2 separate regions of the Homo sapiens genome follow, and region 2 is linked to region 1. Evidence: chromatin loops called from intact Hi-C (ENCODE). Cell type or tissue: endothelial cell of umbilical vein. All regions are shown on one strand. Links, peaks and the distances in the headings refer to the core of each region. The heading gives the core; the rest is flanking DNA.

The links. Hi-C counts contacts between places; a loop is a spot of excess contacts. Peaks named below come from ENCODE experiments on the same cell type or tissue, not always from the same donor. Only the 100,000 strongest peaks of a DNase experiment are listed, where the experiment ranks them.
Region 2: it touches region 1 in a loop (2.4-fold over the local background); 3 of 110 quality-filtered maps call a loop at or near these places.

The regions. Positions count from the first base shown.
Region 1 is chr1:244,342,003-244,353,985 of GRCh38, forward strand. It overlaps SPMIP3 (sperm microtubule inner protein 3), which reads left to right and starts at 10,633. Exons shown (of 5, transcript NM_001012970.3): 1 at 10,633-10,732. RefSeq lists an enhancer at 8,583-8,642. In endothelial cell of umbilical vein, for the core only: no CTCF peak of the experiment used is centred there; DNase peaks (open chromatin) are centred at 5,369, 7,219, 7,799 and 11,969; H3K27ac peaks cover 4,049 bases.
Region 2 is chr1:244,431,321-244,439,320 of GRCh38, forward strand. It overlaps ADSS2 (adenylosuccinate synthase 2), which reads right to left. Exons shown (of 13, transcript NM_001126.5): 2 at 6,346-6,448; 3 at 5,505-5,573; 4 at 1,225-1,275. Among named protein-coding and RNA genes, the nearest start is that of ADSS2, 17 kb to the right of the region's middle. In endothelial cell of umbilical vein, for the core only: no CTCF peak of the experiment used is centred there; DNase peaks (open chromatin) are centred at 4,591, 5,171, 5,811 and 6,201; H3K27ac peaks cover 3,197 bases.

The sequences.
Region 1 (11,983 bases), core at 3,984-11,983:
TTTCTCCCAGTTGAATCAGTCATCACATGAGCCTATGAGACAGGAAGAAACAGAAGCAGAATGCCCGTATTGTGGGGCAATGATCTCCTGCTGCTGACGGGCACAGGAGGATGGGACGCTGTCAACTGAGGATACAGAAGCCCAGAGAGACTAAACGTACCCAAAGTCAGGGAGCTACGCTGTGCAAAGCCAGGATCCCAATTCAGGTCTTCTGACCCACAGCCTCAAGCACACTCCACAGAGGCAGGGATTTGGGGTCACCCAGACCTGGGTTCAGAGCCTAACTTTGCCTTTACTGCCTGTGTAACTATGGGTCAGACACTCAGTGTTTCCAGGCCTCAGTTGCTTCCTTCGCAAGTTGGATTTTGTAGTACCCACCTCATAACACTGTGAGAACTTAAAAAAATAATCTGTTGGGCATGGAGGCTCACACCTGTAATCCCAGCACTTTGGGAGGCCCAGGTGAAAGGACTGCTTGAGCCCAGGAGTTCAAGACCAGCCTCGGCAACATAGGGAGACCTTGTCTCTACAAAAAAACCCAAAAATTAGCTAGTCATGGTGGCATGCATCTGCAATCCCAGCCAATTGGGAAGCTGAGGTGGGAGGTTTGCTTGAGCCCGGGAGGTCGAGGCTGTAGTGAGTTATGATTGCACCACTGCACTCCAGCCTGAGGGACAAAGTGAGAACCTGTCTCAAAAAAAAAAAAAAAGACAGAAAAAGAAAAAGAACCTCATGAGGAGGAGACTTCAGCAACATGTCAGGCTTGCAATAAGGGCTCCACAAATGGAAGTTACGTAGCAAGTATCAATCTTGTTCCAAAACTTACATAAATAACTTTTTTTTACATTTCTTTATTTTCCATAAACTTAATTTTGACTGTGGTCTACGTTCCGGCTTCCATTTCAGGTGTTTCTCTCCAGGATCTTGCTACTTATTGATGACACCGTATCAAGGCGCCAGAGTCCAAATGGTCATCATAAGAAAAACTGCACCTAACTTCCACAGCCTCCTAGGAGGCCCAGAGACATCACTGTACTTGCCTGCCATCCTATGTGGTGCTGGAAAAAAAAAAAAAAAAAAAAAAAGAGGGGGCAAGAGAAATAAAACAAGTTTCCATAGTAAAACAGCACATAGCTCATCTTCTGCCGTGGTTACGATTAGCACTGAAACGTGACTGTGAGCTCTGACTGTGTTGTGACAACCATGTTATCATCAATCTTTCTTCCCTGTGGCCACACAAGGCTCAGGAACTAGGATTTTAGTGACAGTGGCATCTGGCTCTTTCTCAGTACCCCTGTTTTCTGTTGTTGTTGTTTTTGTTTGTTTGTTTTTTACTATAACTCCTGCCTTTCCTAAGTATAAAGGGAAAGGAAATATTGGTATACAATATCTAACATTTTTTCAACAAGTGAATGAATGAAGGGAGGTGACTGGGTAGAAAATTCCTATTTAAAAACAAAATTCCTTTACAGACAGGTAGATCTTGTCCTGCTCAACACATATGAGGGTCTGGCTCTGCAGAGATGGGCTTCAAGGCCGGGTGCGGTGGCTCACGCCTGTAATCCTAGTACTTTGGGAGGCCAAGGCAGGCGGATCACCTGAGGTCAGGAATTCCAGACCAGCCTGGCTCACATGGCGAAACCCCATCTCTACTAAAAATACAAAAACTAGCTGGGAGTGGTGGCGCGTGCCTGTAGTCCCAGCTACTCAGGAGGCTGAGGCAAGAGAATCTCTTGAACATGGGAGGTGGAGGTGCTGAGATCCTGCCACTGCACTCCGGCCTGGGCCACACAGCAAGACTTGGTCAAAAAAAAAAAAAAAAAAAGGGATGGGCTTCAACAGGATAGAAGCTCACTGCTCTTTCATCTAAACCCAGTCCCGAGGAAAGGAGTCAGGAGCTGGTTTGGTGGCTCCACAAGCATCAGGGAACCAGCCTTCTTCAAATGTATTATTCCACCATCCTACATTCCCGGCTTCCATCACAGGGACCCAGGACTGCTTGTACCCCCGCATCCCGTCTGCATCTCCACCAAACAGGAAGGAGAAGACCATGCCTTTTAAAAATAGCACAGAGCACTCTCACCATTGCATTTCCTTGGCCAAAATTAGACACATAGCCACACTTAAATGTGACATACAAGGACCTGGCCACCCAGCCTGCTGCCATTAATGCATGTTTCACTGAACACTATAATCCTCACTCAAGCAGAGGCTGCTGGATGCCACCGTCCCAAAGTAGGTACCCCACATATGCTGCACGGTTCCAGTCAACCCAGTGCTTACCTAACCAGCAAATCTAGATGTTGCCAGCCAACACAACATTGAGACACTGCGATTTTCTGACATGAGACCTACACAGTTCTCAGTCTTGGCTTTAAAAACCGACTGCATTTGGCCTCCCTTGAACCAAATCCCCCAGAACCTAGAATCTGTGCTAGATTGAGTTTCTTGCTCAAGGATATAACTTTCCCACTCATTGCACCATCTGTACTCTCTTAGTCTTTCTATATTTTTTTCTTAAACAAATGAAAGGGAGGCTGAGGAATATAGTCTTTAGGTGAGTCACCCCTGAGTACAGCTAAAAAGTGAGGGCTCTATAAGGACGGAATAGATATGAGGGACAAATAGCAGTCTCTATCACACCCATAAATTGGTTGAAAAAAAAACATGGTGGCTCACTCCTGTAATCACATCACTTTGGGAGGATCACTAGAGGCCAGCAGTTCAAGATCTGTCTGGGCAATGTGGCGAAATCTCATCTCTACAAAAAATTTTTACAAATTAGCCAGTCACAGTGGTGCGCACCTGTTGTCCTAGCTACTCGGAAGGCTGACGTGGGAGGATTGCTTGAGCCCAGGAGTTCAAGGTTGCAGTGAGCCCTGATCACACCACTGCCCTCCAGCCTGGGTGACAGAGCGAGACCCTGCCTCTACCAAAAAAAAAAAAAAAAGTAGAGTTTAAAGTCAAAATAACCATAGCCCTGCTCCCTCCCCAGCAGGCTTCAGATGGATTCATGCAGTGATACTGTGGATTTGAAACACTCTTACCTAGATCCTAAGCAGTCAGATGACCAAGTGACATCTGGGTATAAATGAATAGTGCCATGGACCTGTGCACTTGTCACCACACATTCAACACCAGCAGCCCACTTGGGCCTGAGCTAGCAAGTAGGACTGTGTCTCTTTAACCCCACAAACTTCAGGTCAGTAAAAAGAGCACTCGACTTGGAGTCAAGATCTCCAAGGTGAATCAGAGCTCAGCTGTCTAGTAAGTGACTGATTTTGTGTAGGTGCCAGAAACGGAAATAATAATAAGGCCAATGAACGCACGATGAGAAGTTATCATGGACCAGGCACTGTGCTAAGCTAATGTGCATTGATTCTTTATTCCCCATAACAATCCTACAATCTAGATCATAATGATCTTACTGCCATTCTTCAAATGAGAAAATTAAGGCTCTGAAAGTAAGGAATGACCAATGGAGCCAATAAAGTAGTAGCATGAGAATTTAAAATCAGAGCTCAGCCTGGGCAACATAATGAGACCCTATCTCTACAAAAAATTTAAAAATTAGTGAGGTATGATGTCTCATGCCTGTAGTCCCAGCCACTCTGGAGGCTGAGGTGTGAGGATTGCTTGAGCCCAGGAGGTTAAGGCTGCAGTGAGCCATGGTTGTGCCACTGCACTCCAGCCTGAGTGACAAGTGAGACCCTGTCTCAAAATAAAATAAAATAAAATAAAATAATGAAACCAGGGCTCTGTGGCCAGACTTCTTGCTCTTAACAAACCTATGCTGCTTCTAATGAAGAAGAGAAGATACGTGCCAACTTTAAGGTGTAACTGGGCTGGCACACAGGTAGACAGTACATAGTGATCAGTGGTGTGGGAGAGGGCTTACAAGGTCAGGTGGGTAGGGGACACTCCCTAGATGAAGAATGAATAGAAATCAGCCAGGCAGACATGAGGAGCAATGTGTCTACAGCCAGGAAGCAGCACGCGTGACAGCATGGCTGCATCAACTGCACAGTGGCTGCTGGGCCCCAGACATTGTGTTTGCTATCACGGGGAATGGAAGCGGAAGGTGGAAAAAGATAGTTCATTTTTCAGCGAGGAAAACATTCTGTAGAAAACCCCCAATGGATGTTTCCTTACATCTTGTTGGTTATGTTGGTTAGAACTAAGTCACAAAGGTGCTCTGAGCTGTGAGGAAGGACAGAGCCATGAGCATAGAACTAAGAGGATTGGGAACTGGATGTGGCAGTGTGCACTTGTAGTACTAGCTACTCAGGAGGTTGTACCTGGAGTAATAGCTACAGGAGATTGGAGTGGGAAGATTACTTGAGCACTGGAGTTTGAGACCATCCTGGGCAACATAGAGAGACCTTGTCTCAAAAACAAAACAAAACAAAACAAAACAAAAAACCCCGAGACCAAAAAGTGAACAAACAAAACACACACACACACACACACACACACACACACACACACACACACACAAAAGGGAATGGGATCTCCAAACTTGGCTGAGATCAACCATAATCATTCTCTTGGGCTGGGCCGACTGCAACCTGAACAAAATTGTGGTTGTGTTGGCCAGGAAGAAATGAGGGCTGCTCGGTGGAGAGGGGACCTACAGGCTCAGCTCACAGTCTTTCAAACAGGTCCAAACAAGAAGTGATAAGGAACAGAACTAGCAGATGAGTTGAGAACAGCATGGTGAGACTATCAGGAAGCAGAAGTGAAAGTACTTAGTGAGCTACCAGAAGTGAGGGCTGAGGGAGAAGGATTCTTAGGCGATTCCCAAATGTATGACTTGGGTGACTGAGATGTCGGTGATTTAATTAATTGGGGGCGGAGGGTGAGGACTGGGGAAGGCAGGCTAATGAGATGCACAAAATGATCTTATGACTTAGGAGACAATCTTTTGCTTGGGGGATCCTTCAGAGACTTTCCTGTCTCTTGATCTGTTGGGCAAATCAAATAAAGAAAGCAAGTAAAAGCCTTTTCGTATAAGCCTCATATAATGGTAAATGTCTTCATCTCTTAAATAGAAAGCAGCTGGGGTGGCTGCCTGATCTTATTTCCCCAGTGGCTGTGTCTATGTGACCTGACCCCAACAGACAGGGTGTCATGGAAGCCGCGTCATATCAATGGCAGTGCCCAAGGGACCATGAACCCCTGCTTCTGGGATCCCAAGACCTGACCTGGTACTGCCTCCTTGAGGCATGGTGAGTCCCGTCCTTCCTTCAATTCTATAGTCCACTCCAATAAACTGCCTTCCAAGAAGTTAATTTTTTTATCAAGTTAATAGTGATTATTTTTGTAACTTAAAACCAAAAGAACTCTATTTAAGTCCTTGATAAGGTCTTTAAAGGTATACAGTATGCCACAAATTCCCACATGGGGTACTCATGCCAACAGTGTTTCCTTAGAATCTTATCATGAGCAAATGAGAAAAAAATTGACTGTGAGACATTCTACAACTGGCACACACTCTTTAAACCAAGTTATTATCATGAAAAGTAAACAAAAGAATGAGGGGAAATAGATTAGAAGAGGCCAGAGACATAATAACCGAATAGAATGTGATTCGATCATGGGTCACTGAAAATAAGAGAGGAAGAAAAGATACATTTCGAAAAACATTTGTGGGTCATTTACAAAAATTCAAATTTGGACTGTATATGTGATGGTATTATAAAATTAGTGTTACTTTTCTTAGATGAGACAGCCCACTGGGGTTAACAGAAAATGTTCCTATTCTTAGGAAATGCATGCTGAAATATTTAGAATTAACTGTCATGATGTCTACTTTCAAATGGTTCGGAAAAAAATTATATAATGTGAAAATATTAAAAATTGGTGAAACTAGGTTGAAGGTACATGAACGCTTGTTGTATTCTTTCAACTTTTCTGTAAGTTTGAAATTTTCTCAATAAAATATTTGATTATACAATTATAAATGGTCAATTTACAATAAAAAAATCCAGGGGAAAGTGAAAAAAGGTCTGAGGAGAATATCCAATATGCAATTGTCCCAAAGGACAGTTTATGTCAATGAGTCAGAGTGTGACCTCCCAGTCTACATAGCTTTTTGAGGTTTATGGCTGTACTATATAATTATAACTAACATTTGCAAACAACAAAGTGCTGTCACAGACATTCTGCTTGTAATCCCGTTGGGAATGAGCCTCATGTGGTAGGTTTTATTGCCCTGTTTTATAGCCAAGGTGCAGAGCTGCACTTTTGGCCTATGATCGTCTCCACGTCTCCTAGAATTTCCTCACTCCCAGCTGGCCAGTACAGGAATGAGTACCTGGCAGGTTCTCCTTAAACACTATGTATTGTGTGTCTGATAAAGAGACATTTTTAAATTGTCATTGAGAATATTATGTCAGATAGTTCTGCAAAATGTGGCTTTTGTAAATAAAAAAAATGTTTTTTGTTTTGTTTTTTTTTGAGACGGAGTCTCTCTCTGTCGCCCAGGCTGGAGTGCAGTGGCATGATGTTGGCTCACTGCAAGCTCCGCCTTCCGGGTTCACGCCATTCTCCTGCCTCAGCCTCTGGAGTAGCTGGGATTACAGGTGCCCACCACCAAGCCCGGCTAATTTTTTGTATTTTTAGCAGAGACGGGGTTTCACCGTGTTAGCCAGGATGGTCTCGATCTCCTGACCTCATGATCCACCCGCCTTGGCCTCTCAAAGTGCTGGGATTACAGGTGTGAGCCACCATGTCCAGCCAAAAAATTGTTTTTGAGACAGGGTCTCACTATGTTGCCTAGTCTGGTCTCGAACTCCTGGCCTCAATCGATCCTCCTGCCACTTGGCCTCCTGAGTAGCTGGGACTACAGGTGCACGTGACCATGGGTCTAATGGAATAATGGGATGGAATGGCTGACGGAATGCTCTTTAGCCACCATCTTCTTCATTCCCTCCCCTACCCCCAAAGCACATGGTGTACCTGCTCCAGTGTAAACATCGCAACATTTGACCGGAGACAGATGGAAAACGGCAGGGTTGCAGTTCTTTTGAAGGGGGAGGTCCTTTGGCCTTGAGTTGGTCTCTTAGACAGGGTTTCCTGGGCTCCACACTCTGAGATGGAAATTTTCATGAAGCAGTCTGTTGGGAAGTGGTCTATCGGGGCGTGCTTGTGTAGCAACACGTGGAAGGGAGTGAAGAAAACAGGATTTGGCAAAGGGAGAAGCTGAACTATGAGTCACTTACTTCAGATGCGTCAGCCAATGCCACGGAAAGCTCTGAAACTAGAATGGAACTCCAGAGATGTCCCAAATTCAAGCAAGAAGGCTGGACTTTTGTATCCCCGTGTTAATCAATCTTTGGACATGGGCTACCCCAGGAAGGGTGTGTAATCTTGGGTAATGCCAATTCTTGGCACATAAGTGAACTATGATCTAGGAGCAGGCAAAGCTTTCAGCTGGGGAATAGGACCTTGGTCCTCAAGAGGGCCTCCAGAAAGTGCATCGGGCTCTGCGGCAGGGGACTTCCCAGTCTGGGCCAGGACCCAGCCCAAGAGGACGGATTGCTTTTCTTTGTCATATCTCTTGTTCTCTTTTAATCTAGAAGAGTTTCTCAGCCTTCTGGTATCTTTTTTGACTTTATCATTTTTAAAGAGTCCAGGCCAGTTATGCTGTAGAATGTTTGAATTTGTCTAATCTTTCCTTCTGACTGAAATTCAGATTATTTTTCTTTGACTCATCATTTCTTTCCTCTCTTAGTGGGTCAGGCACTTCCCCTGCGGGTCATGTTGCTGCTCCATCTAATTATCGTCTGGCGGCCAGCAGAGGAAATGGTAAATCCTGAAGCGGTGGTGAGACGACCCCTGCATTATCTTCAAGCCGTCAAGCCAGGGAGGAATAATAACCCCGGACAGAGAGGAATCTGAGTTTGCAAGCCGTCAAGTGCATTGACCTCTTTGTCCTCAACCAAATCTGAGGTCACCAATCCTTTCCAAACTCAGCCATGATGTTGGCAGAGCAGATTTGCCAGGTTCTTCTCGGGGGCCCCACTACCCTTATATTTAAATCCTTAGTCTAATTCTCATCTTTTCCTGCCCCCCTGCTGCAGGAAATGAGAGCCCCTCTGTATGCTGCAAAGGGGGAGCCCTGCTTTCACACTTTGCCTAAATTAATGATGATGTTTACCGTCTTACTGCAAAGCATAGATTGTACTCATCAGGAACCAGCCAGTTTCATTACTCTCATAATGACTTCTCCAACCTCTCAAATGCCTGAGAAACTGCACCTGCCAGTTGCTTCCTCCTCCTCCTACTCTGTCCTTTTGTGCTGTAAGTGAAACTTTTTTTTTTTTTTTTTTGAAACGGAGTTTTGCTCTTGTTGCCCAGGCTGGAGTGCAATGGCTCGATCTCGGCTCACTGCAAGCTCTGCCTCCCGGATTCAAGCGATTCTCCTGCCTCAGCCTTCCGAGTAGCTGGGATTACAGGCATGCGCCACCACGCCCGGCTAATTCTGTATTTTTAGTAGAGACGGGGGTTTCACCATGTTGGCCGGGCTGGTCTCGAACTCCCGACCTCAGGTGATCCGCCCGCCTTGACCTCCCAAAGTGCTGGGATTACAGGCGTGAGCCACCACGCCCGGCTTAAGTGAAAGTTTTAACACTTGCTTCCCTACAGAATGCCAGGGGCTAGCCCTACTCCACCTCCCACCGGTAAGGAGGACTTTACTGATAGCCTGCTGGTGTGACCTGCACGTATATATCCAGATGGCCTGAAGTAACTGAAGAATCACAGAGGAAGTGAAATTTAAATGGCCTGTTCCTGCCTTAACTGATGACATTCCACTACAAAAGAAGTGAAAATGGCCGGTCCTTGCCTTAACCGATGACATTACCTTGTGAAATTCCTCCTCCTGGCTCATCCTGGCTCAAAAAGCTCCCCCACGGAGCACCTTGTCACCCCCACTCCTGCCCGCCAGAGAACAACCCCCCTTTGACTGTAATTTTCCTTTACCTACCCAAATCTTATAAAACGGCCTCACCCCTATCTCCCCTTTGCTGACTCTCTTTTCGGACTCAGACGGCCTGCACCCAGCTGATTAAAAAGCTTTATCGCTCACACAAAGCCTGTTTGGTTGTCTCTTCACACGAACGCGAGTGAAACTTTCTTCTTTGTACTTTCTGTTATATTGCCAGGTATGTCTTACGTAAAGAACATGGGGATTTTTTGTTCATTTTTTTTCCTCAGTGAAGAATACTGGTTATTACTCTTAAAACGCCTTTGACGTCAAATAGCTGGATTCAAATCATAGATTCATTACGGCCTCGTTGTGTGACTGTTAGGCAAGTTCCGTAGCTTCTTCTCTTAGCCTTCATTTCAAATAGAAATACTTCATTTTCAAAAGAGAATCTCCTTCCATGGTGGTGGTGGAGATTCTAGATGGTGTGTGTCTAATAGCTAAAAAAACGTGTGGTGCTCACTCAACAAATCAAACCAATTTATCCTTTCTCTTAGTGTGGTTCCAGTTTGTTGCTTCTGTCCTCATATATTTATTTAAGTTTTCCCTAGCTTATCTGCTTTCAACAAAATGCTGTCACCAAGACTCTGTCATTACATTATTTTATGCCTGTTCCATGTAGGTTAAGCTCCCAGCAGGAACCCAGCCTGGCCCCTGGTCTCTCCTGAGTGCCTTCTGGAATCTTATGGAAATATTTTACATTCTAACCTGCAAACTGTATATAAGTGAGAAGTGTCCCTGTTTCCAGGACAACCTACTGTAGATAATGCCAGTGTTGGCTGGGTGTGGTGGCTCACGCCTGTAATCCCAGCACTTTGGGAGGCCGAGGCGGGAGGATCATGAGGTCAGGAGATCGAGACCATCCTGGCCGTGGTGAAACCCCGTCTCTACTAATATACAGAAACTTAGCCGGGCGTGGTGGCACGCGCCTGTAGTCCCAGCTACTCAGGAGGCTGAGGCAGGGGAATCGCTTGAATCCGGGAGGCAGAGCTTGCAGTGAGCCGAGATTGTGGCACTGTACTCCAGCCTGGGCAACAGAGACTCCATCACAAAAAAAAAAAAAGAAAAAAAAATGCCAGTGTTTCGTTTTGGTTTGGTTTGGTTTTGACAGAGGTTGGTCAGAATAAATATTTTTGCCACTCTCTTCTTCTCAGGTTATGGCTTGCTTCTATATAGTGGTGCTGTTGTGATACTCCATGGATTGGTTTGCAGCATATTTTTAAATAATTAAAATTATCCTTTGATACCTGCAAAGGAGCAGGTTGGAGCCTGACCTAACCTTGGACAAGGCGGGGCTGGCCTCATCTGCCCCTCGTGCCAAACCATCCTTCCTCAATTCCAGCTTGCAAAGGGCAGGACTCCTCAGTGTGGCACCACCCAGATTTTCACCTTACGTTGTCCTTGGGACAATCTTTACAGGAAAGCAAGCTCTAGTGATTAGATAGCCTGGTTATTTGCCTACATGATTTTCCTTTTCACAGTAATTTTTGCCCCTTCTTTCATGTGCAGCTGGTCTCTCCCTAGAGACCAAAGGAGCACTCTTTTTCTAAGCCCAGGACCTGAAAGGCATTGCCTGGCAAAACCTTGCAAGCCAGTGTGCGTCACAATACCCTTTGAATGATGTAAAGGAATCAGGCCCTGCCACTCTGCAGTTGATCCAGCAGCAGGAGGCAGCTGTACCCATCACTGTCCTCAGAGTACTTTTAAGAACAAGGAGGTCTCTGCCCACGGCAGCCCAAGCAGGTAATAGCGGTTGGTTGTTACTGCCTGTACCTCTCTCTCGCCTCATTTAGAGGTTGCATTACTAAATGGTTGACTGCATTTCAAATATTTTAGAGACAGGAACTCACAACATAAAGAAACTTCATGGCAAGCCTTTTGGTAAAGCAAAAATGTCTTTTGGAAAGTGAATACTCATCTCTCTCAACTTTGAATTCTTGTCATAGTTTTAACTCAACGTGTCTTTTTTTTCTTAGAAACGGGTACACCTATATTAAATAAGATAATTGGTTCTCTGTGATACAAGAAGACCTAGGTTTTAAAAACTGTGAACTAGATTAACAGGTTACTGAGTTAGCTGATCGATTGATTTATTCACTCATTCTGAAGTATGCATCAAGCACTCCTTGGACAGCGAACACTTTGCAAGAGAATGAGTTAGGAGAAGGACAAAGAGAGTGAAGATCGTGGCCACCAAACGAAGTGGTCCCCAACATCTAGGAGCTCACATTTTACCTGAAGAGACAAAGTGCTGTATAAAACAGATGTCTTGGCCAAGCGTGGCGGCTCACACCTATAATCCCAACACTCTGGGAGGCCGAGGTGGGAGAATCACTTGAGCCCAGGAGTTTGAGACCAGCCCGGGCAACGTAGCAAGGTCCTGTCTCTGTTTAAGAAAACAAACAACAACAACAACAACAAAAAACCCAGATGTCTCGTTGTTTGAAGAATTTCTAGAACCTTATCCAAAGCCTGGTGGAGAGTTGTCACTAATTTTTCTTAAATAATAAAATGAATAAATCAATTCAGAAACCAATAAACCAAAAAGGAAAGGACTCAGAACCAAAATGCGTAGGAGAATCTCCCAGGGGCTCTGGGAATTCACAGGAGGGAAATGGGCCATTTGAAACTCAGAAGAGAGGCCTCCTAGGGAACGTATGTAGGACCTGAACAAAGCCCTGAAGAATGGGCTTAATTTAGGCTAGAGAAGGAAAAAAGAAAGAGTATTCAGGCAGCAGAATTCATTACAGAACTGGTGAGAGTCAGGGGAGAAGGGAACCAACCTTCCTGAACTGGGAAAACTGCCTGCCTGAGAAAACAGAAGCAACAGGGGACTATCAAAGTAACTCATTGCTGCGAGCCCTCTTCTAAACAGCCTCTCATCGCACAGGCTCAGAGGCAGCTAGTACAGTCACCATGCTCCTAGCCAGGGTGAGTCATGTCAATCCCAAAGCACTTCCCCACCCACGCCTTCTCTGCATCCTCAGATCACTA
Region 2 (8,000 bases), core at 1-8,000, 85 kb after region 1:
TGCATGTTATCATTTGGGACTGCAAAGCTTCTTTGTTTCCTTTGTTTTTTGTCTTGGTTATGCATCTATGCCATTAATAATTCTGGAAATAAGGTGTCTTTTAAATAAAAGTTTTACTGATAATATTTTCATAGTTTAAGTATAATCAGGTGAAATATAAACTACTCACAAGCTTACTTTATGTTAAATACAGAAGTATTCCACATTTTATCCACTTACACTAACAAACAGCTATCAAAGTCTTTGTTTTCAAGGATAACCAGTCTACTAATAGACAACATACAGGACAACAAATATTAACATAAAACTGTTTTTCAGTAAAAACAAAAAATTGTTCTTTTCAGACTTTACAGATTAAGAAGCCTGTGGCAAACAATGTAATGAAGAGGCCAGTTTCATATAGAAACTGTATGTTAATCCAATAGAGTTTACTTCAAATAAGTTATTTTATTGGGTTACTAAGATTATACATAGGATTCAAGTCTGTGGCTGTTATCTGGAGGGACCGTTATTTGATTTCTGTGCTTGGCTGAGAAATACTGTAAGTATCTTGATGAGGCTGCCTTTTAAATAGAGGCCAGTGTTAAAACTAGAGCAGCTACTGCCACAGGACACACGCATACTTAAATACAATTTAAGAGTGCAGATCAATCACAGAGAAGTTTCCTACGTGGTTTTTACTTATTTCTTTTCTGGTTATTGTCTCTTAAATCATGTCACTGCTAATTAACAACTCCATTGGTTCTGAAAGAGAAAAATAACAGAGAAGAAAATCCCAAATTTATTGGTAGTGGTTGAAATTTAGGTTAGTCTGAATAAAATCTGAATCACTTAAAAAGCAATAACTACTACATTTTAGGCACAAAGAGTCACTCTATCTGCAAAACGGTACACTTACTTTTACAAGAATATTACGTATACAAATAAATGTTCTTTGCATTTTGATATGGCTTATTTTTAAATAGAATTAGAGATGTCTTATGAAATACTGCTTGTATTATAAATTTGCTTAGCTAACCTTTTTTTCAAACAGGTAAATTTCAGCCTAGACTGTTAAAAAAGAAAAAAATTAGTAAGTATTTTTTGTATTTAGAACTCAATTACTACAATCCATCCTACTTACGCTAAATAAAAATAAAAGACAAAATTAGTTACTAAATACTTTCATTTGATAAATTTCAGATAAAAAGATAGTTACAAATAAATGCAATATATCCACCTTACCAATATGAGCTCTGTCAGATATAATAAGCCTTTTTTCCCAGCCTTCTAGTCCTAGAAAGGGGAAAAAGATATATTTAATTGAATATTTTGTATAGCAGTTTTAAAATCTTAATTTCTTTTTTTTTTTTTTTTTTTTTGAGACAGAGTCTCGCTCTGTCACCCAGGCTGGAGTGCAGTGGTGTGATCTCGGCTCACTGCAAGCTCCACCTCCCGGGTTCACTGCCATTCTCCTGCCTCAGCCTCCCAAGTAGTTGGGACTACAGGCACCCGCCACCACACCTGGCTAATTTTTTTTTTGTAATTTTAGTAGAGACTGGGTTTCACCGTGTTAGCCAGGATGGTCTCGATCTCCTGACCTTGTGATCCACCCACCTCAGCCTAAGATCTTAATTTCTTTAGAAATATGTCTAGGCCAGGCGTGGTGGCTAACACCTGTAATCCCAACACTGTGGGAGGCCAAGGCAGGTGGATCACTTGAGGCCAGGGGTTCGAGACCAGCCTGGTCAACATGGTAAAACCCCGTCTCTACTAAAAATACGAAATTAGCTGGGTGTGGTGGTGGGTGCATCTAATCCCAGCTACTCGGGTAGCTGTGGCACGAGAATCACTTGAACCCAGGAGGCAGAGGTTGCAGTAAGCCAAGATTGTGCCACTACACTCCAGTGTATGTGGCGGAGCGAGATGCTGTCTCACAAAAAAGGAAACACAATCTCTAAAAGTGTTTTTACTGAAGCAATCAAGTTTGTATCTTTTCTTCTGTATAGGAAACATCATGTCTAACAAGAGTTTTCTCACATGTCATTCATTCCATACATAAATTCACTCACATGCTATCTTTCCAAATGTCTTGCTCTAAAAGCTCCAAATTCAAACCAGTCACATCCAAATAAAATACTTCTAGGAATCCAAAAGGCAAATGGTAGAAAAACATCATGCTGGGGAGGTTAGGTACCTGGCAGGGAGAAATTTGCCAGAAGGGAGTTAATTTTAGGAATGGCATCCTTTCCCAAAAGATAGTTATAACAAATATGGGCTGGGTGCGGTGGCTTACGCCTGTAATCCCAGCACTTTGGGAGGCCAAGGCGGGCGGATCACCTGAGGTCAGGAGATCGAGACCATCCTGACCAACATGGTGAAACCCCGTCTTTACTAAAAATACAAAAATTAGCTGGGTACGTGATGGCGGGCGCCTGTAATCCCAGCTACTCGGGAGGCTGAGGCAGGAGAATCACTTGAACCCGGGAGGCGGAGACTGCAGTGAGCCAAGATTGTGCCACTGCACTCCAGCCTGGCAACAGAGCAAGACTCCATCTTTAAAAAAAAAAAAAAAAAAAAAAAAGGTAAAGAAAATAAACTTTTTCATTAATTCTTCTAAAGTACTACTGTCAATTACTGTACTTACTACAGTGAATTGTGAGGTATATCTGTCCCCCCATTTAACTGTGGAAGACCTAGAGGAGGGGCTGTGAGCTTTCATAGCACAGGGCCTGTTATCCAGTAAGTGGTTTTAAAAATTACTTTTGGCTGAGAGCAGTGGCCTATAATCCTAGCACTTTGGGTGACCAAGGCAGGAGGATTGCTTGAGGCCTGGAGTTTGAGACCAGCCTGGGTGACACAGAAAGACCCCATCTCTACAAAAAAAAAAAAAAAAAATTAAAAAACCTAGTCAGGCATGGTGGCATGTGCCTACAGTCCCAGCTACTCGGGAGGCCGAAGCAGGAGGACTGCTTGAGCCCAGAAGGTAGAGGCTCACTACTGTGTTCACACCACTGCACTCCAGCATAGACGACAGAGCAAGACCATGTCTCCAAAAAAAAAAAAAGACGCTTGAATGAACAAATGAACCCAAATCGATGTTTTTCTTTAAAGACAATACTAAAGACAAATTGCTAAGCTGCAAACATTTCAAAACTAATCTTTAACAATGAAAAATTTGTTTTTCCCTGAAGATTTATTTTTAAAATATATTCCTTATAGATTAAGGAAGAGAACCTCCTCGGTAATGTGCTAAAAGGTAAACCTGGAATATTAAGCCTCCCCTTCTACGGTTGTTTTGACATACAAACATGTATTCTGAAGTTAGTTTAGGAGATATAATAAAGAAAATAGGACCAAGAAATTCAGTAAAGTAGATAAAGAGCAGGGTTGGATAGGCTAGAAGGAAAAAGGGAGTAGGACAAACTTATTAAAGGAGATGAGAGCAGAGAGCAGCATCAATATAAAAATCACAGACTAGGTCACAGGTAAAAACGCAGAAAGGAGAAAAGAGATGGTAGCAAAGACAGGGTTCTGTAGTGGTTAAGAACACCTGAAGACAGATTGCTACTTTTAAACCTGAACAGGGCGGGGCGCGGTGGCTCACATCTGTAATCCCAGCACCTTGGGAGGCCGAGGCAGGTGGATCACGAAGTCAGGAGTTTGAGACCATCCTGGCTAACACGGTGAAACCCCTTCTCTACTAAAAATACAAAAAATTAGCTGGGCATGGTGGCACGTGCCTATCGTCCCAGCTACTCAGAAAGCTGAGGCAGGAGAATCACTTGGACCCACGAAGCAGAAGGTGCAGTGAGCCAAGATCACGCCACTGCACTGCAGCCTGGGTGACAGAGAGAGACTCCGTCTCCAAAAAAAAAAAAAAAAAAAAAAAAAAAAACAAACCTGAACATACTATAACAGTAATTGAGTGTTTTAAATGTGAGCTAATTCAAGGGGAAACTAACTATACTAATGATTTTCCTCAATTATGTATTACAGGTTGAGTCTCCTTTATTCCAAATACCAGAATATTTCAGATTTCAGATTTTTTTTGGACTTTGGAATATCTGCATATAAATAATGAGATCTCTGGGGGGTGGGGCTCAAATATATACATGAAATTCATTTATGTTTCATATACACCTTACATATCAATTGAGGCAATTTTATACAATATTTTAAATAATTTTGTGCATGAAACGAAGTTTGTTTCCTCTTCCTCCTCCTTCTCTTCCTCCTTCATCCTCCTCCTCTACCTCTGTCCTTCTCTTCTTCCTCCTTCATCCTCCTCCACCTCTGTCCTTCTCTTCTTCCTCCTTCATCCTCCTCCTCTACCTCCATCCTTCTCTTCCTCCTCCATCCTCCTCTTCCTCCTCCATCTGTGGTTGTTTACCAACACCAACATTCTTGACTCTGAATTTATATGCTACTGATGAGTAATCATTTCCTTACACTTATTCACACACAAGTACTTAACAGTCAAAAATATGACATACCACCAATACAGTGGGAAAAATGTGTTCAGGGTAAGTAAGCAGTACAGCAGCAGCACCAGAGTATCTGTATCAGCTGGCAAACAGCAGCAACAACGAAGCAGGCTTCCAGTCTCCACCTGTATTCTATATTTCATTTATTACCACAGTTGGCACATCCAGCTAGTACACATGCCACTTTATTGCCCTCTGTGGGAACGCTGGTGTGGGGGAATCTGGGCGTGCATGGAAAAGATATATGAAAGCTGAAAGGGGAGAAGGCCTTTTTTCCCCTGGAAACACTGAATAAACTGTGTGCGTGCCTATGTTTGGACTGTGACTCGCTGCATGAGGTCGGGTATGGAACTTTCCACTTGTGGTGTCATGTCTGTGTTCAAAAAGTTTCAGATTTTGGGAGCATTTTGGATTTCAGATTTTTGTATTACGGATGTTTAACCTGTATTTGTATTATCAAATTCCCCTCACACCCTAATGAGATGGCCAAGGTTAATGTAAACACATCTCTAAAAATCCAAGAGATCAGGAAAGGCAAGAATCCAGGACTATTTATTTTAAGAAGATGGGCATGGATATATTGTATAAAAGCAGCATTTACTTCATTTAGAAGGAGGGACCTAAACGATTCCCCTTACATCTGTGTAGCATGGGAAAAAACAAAAATTCCCTTTTATCCCTGAGTTGTAGCAACGAAAGGAGAGCTCCAGATCCTCTAGAAAACAAGACTGACAGTGTGCAAACTCAGGAATTTCCTAGTTTTGTCACCCACATATTGTAATTCTAGCTATCTTAAGATAAAGTTTGTAGATGACTAATGTGTAAAAAAATCAGGACTTAATACAATGACATAAGATGTTGGTCTTCTGTTTAAAACACTGTTTATAATGAATAAAACTTAATAACTGACATTAAAAATTCGTCTATAATAGCCCGAAATTTTAAAGCATAAGACAAACATGTTGTTCGTCTGGCATAAGATCCTAATAAAACTTTACAAAGAACAACTGGTTACCAAGTAGACTCATTCTTTCATACCTTTTCCTTTTTGAACATTTTTCTCTGCTTCTTCAAACAATCCAGGTAGATGAATTACCACACCATTTCCTAAAGGAAAACCAACAAATCCCAACGGTAAACATCTATAACTCAGACATATGTAACTTAAAGGACATTCTGATTTACCACGGTGTTACCACAGAAATGATTCCAAGTTTTACACAGGAGTATAATTTAAATACATAATGGAACATAATATAGTGAATATAAAACACTAGAATTATACTCAATGAAGCTGAAAATTTCTTGAAAACAAAGTGAAATATGATTTTGAAGGAAACTAATTATGTAATTTTAAGCAAATGGAACATGGTCACAGTACATGCTAAATCAGTATCTTTCAAGTTGGGGAATCACACCCTATTAGTGGTCATAAATCAATTTAGTAGGTTGTGATAAGGATTTTTAAAAATTAAAAGGAGAGTAGAAAAGATCAGATTGCATCATTTATTGTAAGGGTTCAAAATAAATTCATGAACCTCTCATATTTCTTACTATGAGTCATGGTTGAAAGTATTTGTGGAAAAAAAAGTATTTGGAAAACTGATTCAATGATCTAATACTTCTTTACAGAATTAAGATTGTCAGTGAGCACAGATGAATGCAAAGTAATCATTCCAAAAAGTATTACTGTTAAAAGATCTTACAGTGACAAATAGCCAAAGTCATGTATATTCCAGAAGGTATCAAGGTCAAAATTAATAAGAGATCAATGAACCATCTGGTCAGTGAGAGATGAAAACAGTTTTGACAATAAAAAATAAACGCCATTATCAACTGGTGGGGGGGAATCTCCATGCAGTTCAGTTTATATACTTACCAATGAATGCAGTGACATTTGGATTAATTATTCCACTGGGTAAGAGATGAAAATCATATTCCACAGAATCCACAACAACTGTATGGCCAGCATTATTTCCTCCCTAAAATGTAAGATAGGGGAAAATTGAGCCTGATGATAAATACTACAAATAACCTATCTCCCTCCAAAGTGAATTAATGACCTCCTGCCAAAAGGTCAACTTAAGAGAGCCCAAATATTTACCACCTCTACTCATTTGTAAAAGGCTTTAAAATAGTTTGGCTGTCTCCTTTCCCCACTGTAGAATACTTGAGTGATTATCCTGAAAGAATATAGAAATTGGGGAATTCAGGTTTCTGAAAGACAGAAAATCATATTCCTTCTTAAAAGAGGGGAAAAAAAGTGAAAAAAATACATAGAGCAATTAGTCTGTCTTTGGCTATGGAGGATTATGGCAATCTAACCATGATATTCCATCTACACACACACAAAAAATCTCTTAAGATAGAGTAATCTATCCAGTTACCCTAACTTGATGTAAATATTCATAGAATTCCCATCATCCTAAGAGTGTGTCAAGCAACTCTGTGACCTGAAATTTGTATTCTTACATGGACTTAACAAGTATCTCCCCCAAATACTGGTTATCCTTGGCCTCTGATTTATAAACCAGTCTTGTAGGTTTGGTTAGTGACAGATCCCTAGAACCTGCTCATCTCTGGATAAAGTAATATCCTGGCTCAAGGAACTGCTAACACTGAGAATCATACTATAAACCCATGATTAAATTTCCATTCTATGAAGCTTATGCAGAAATAACAAAATGGAAAAAGTCAAATTACAAAAAGTAGGTACAAAGGAGACTAAATATTAAGTAACCAGATAACTTTTCTAAGTTTAAAAAACATGGAAGAAAACACAAGTTTTTACATTTATGTCAGCTGATTACACGTTTAAACTTCTATACAATATTAACACACTTTTAAAAGTATACTCGGGATGTATTTGCAACAAATAAAAACTTTAACAACATCCTTCTATAACATTAAAAAATACTAATCAAAACTATATTGCCTCAGAATCACTAGGCTGATCGTGAGGCTATTTTTTTCATTTTTCATTTTTGTTGCCACGTAGTATTACATACATTTATGTGTTGCATGAGATATTTTGATACAAGCATATGAGTAATAATTATATCCAGGTAAATATGGTATCTATCACCTCAAGCATTTATCCTTTCATTGTGTTACAATCTAATTATACTGAGTTATTTAAAAATGTATAATTACTGTTGACTGTAGTCCCCTGTTGTGCTGTCAAATACTAGATGTATTTTTATCTAACTATATTTGTATACCCATTAACCATCTCCCCACCCCATACCCCACTCTTACCACTACCTTTCCCAGCGTTTGGTAACCATCCTTCTACTCTCTATCTCCATGAGTTCCACTGTTTTAATTTTTAGCTCCCACAAGTTAAGTGGGAACATGTGAAGTTTGTCTTTCTGTGCTTGGCTTACTTCACGTAACATAATGACCTCCAGTTCCATCCACGTTGTTGCAAATGACAGGATTTCATTCTTTTTTTGGTTGAATAGTACTCCACTTTGTTTATGTGGAGTTTAATATATGCCATACATTAGTCTTCAAAGAGTTCCTTATCTGCCT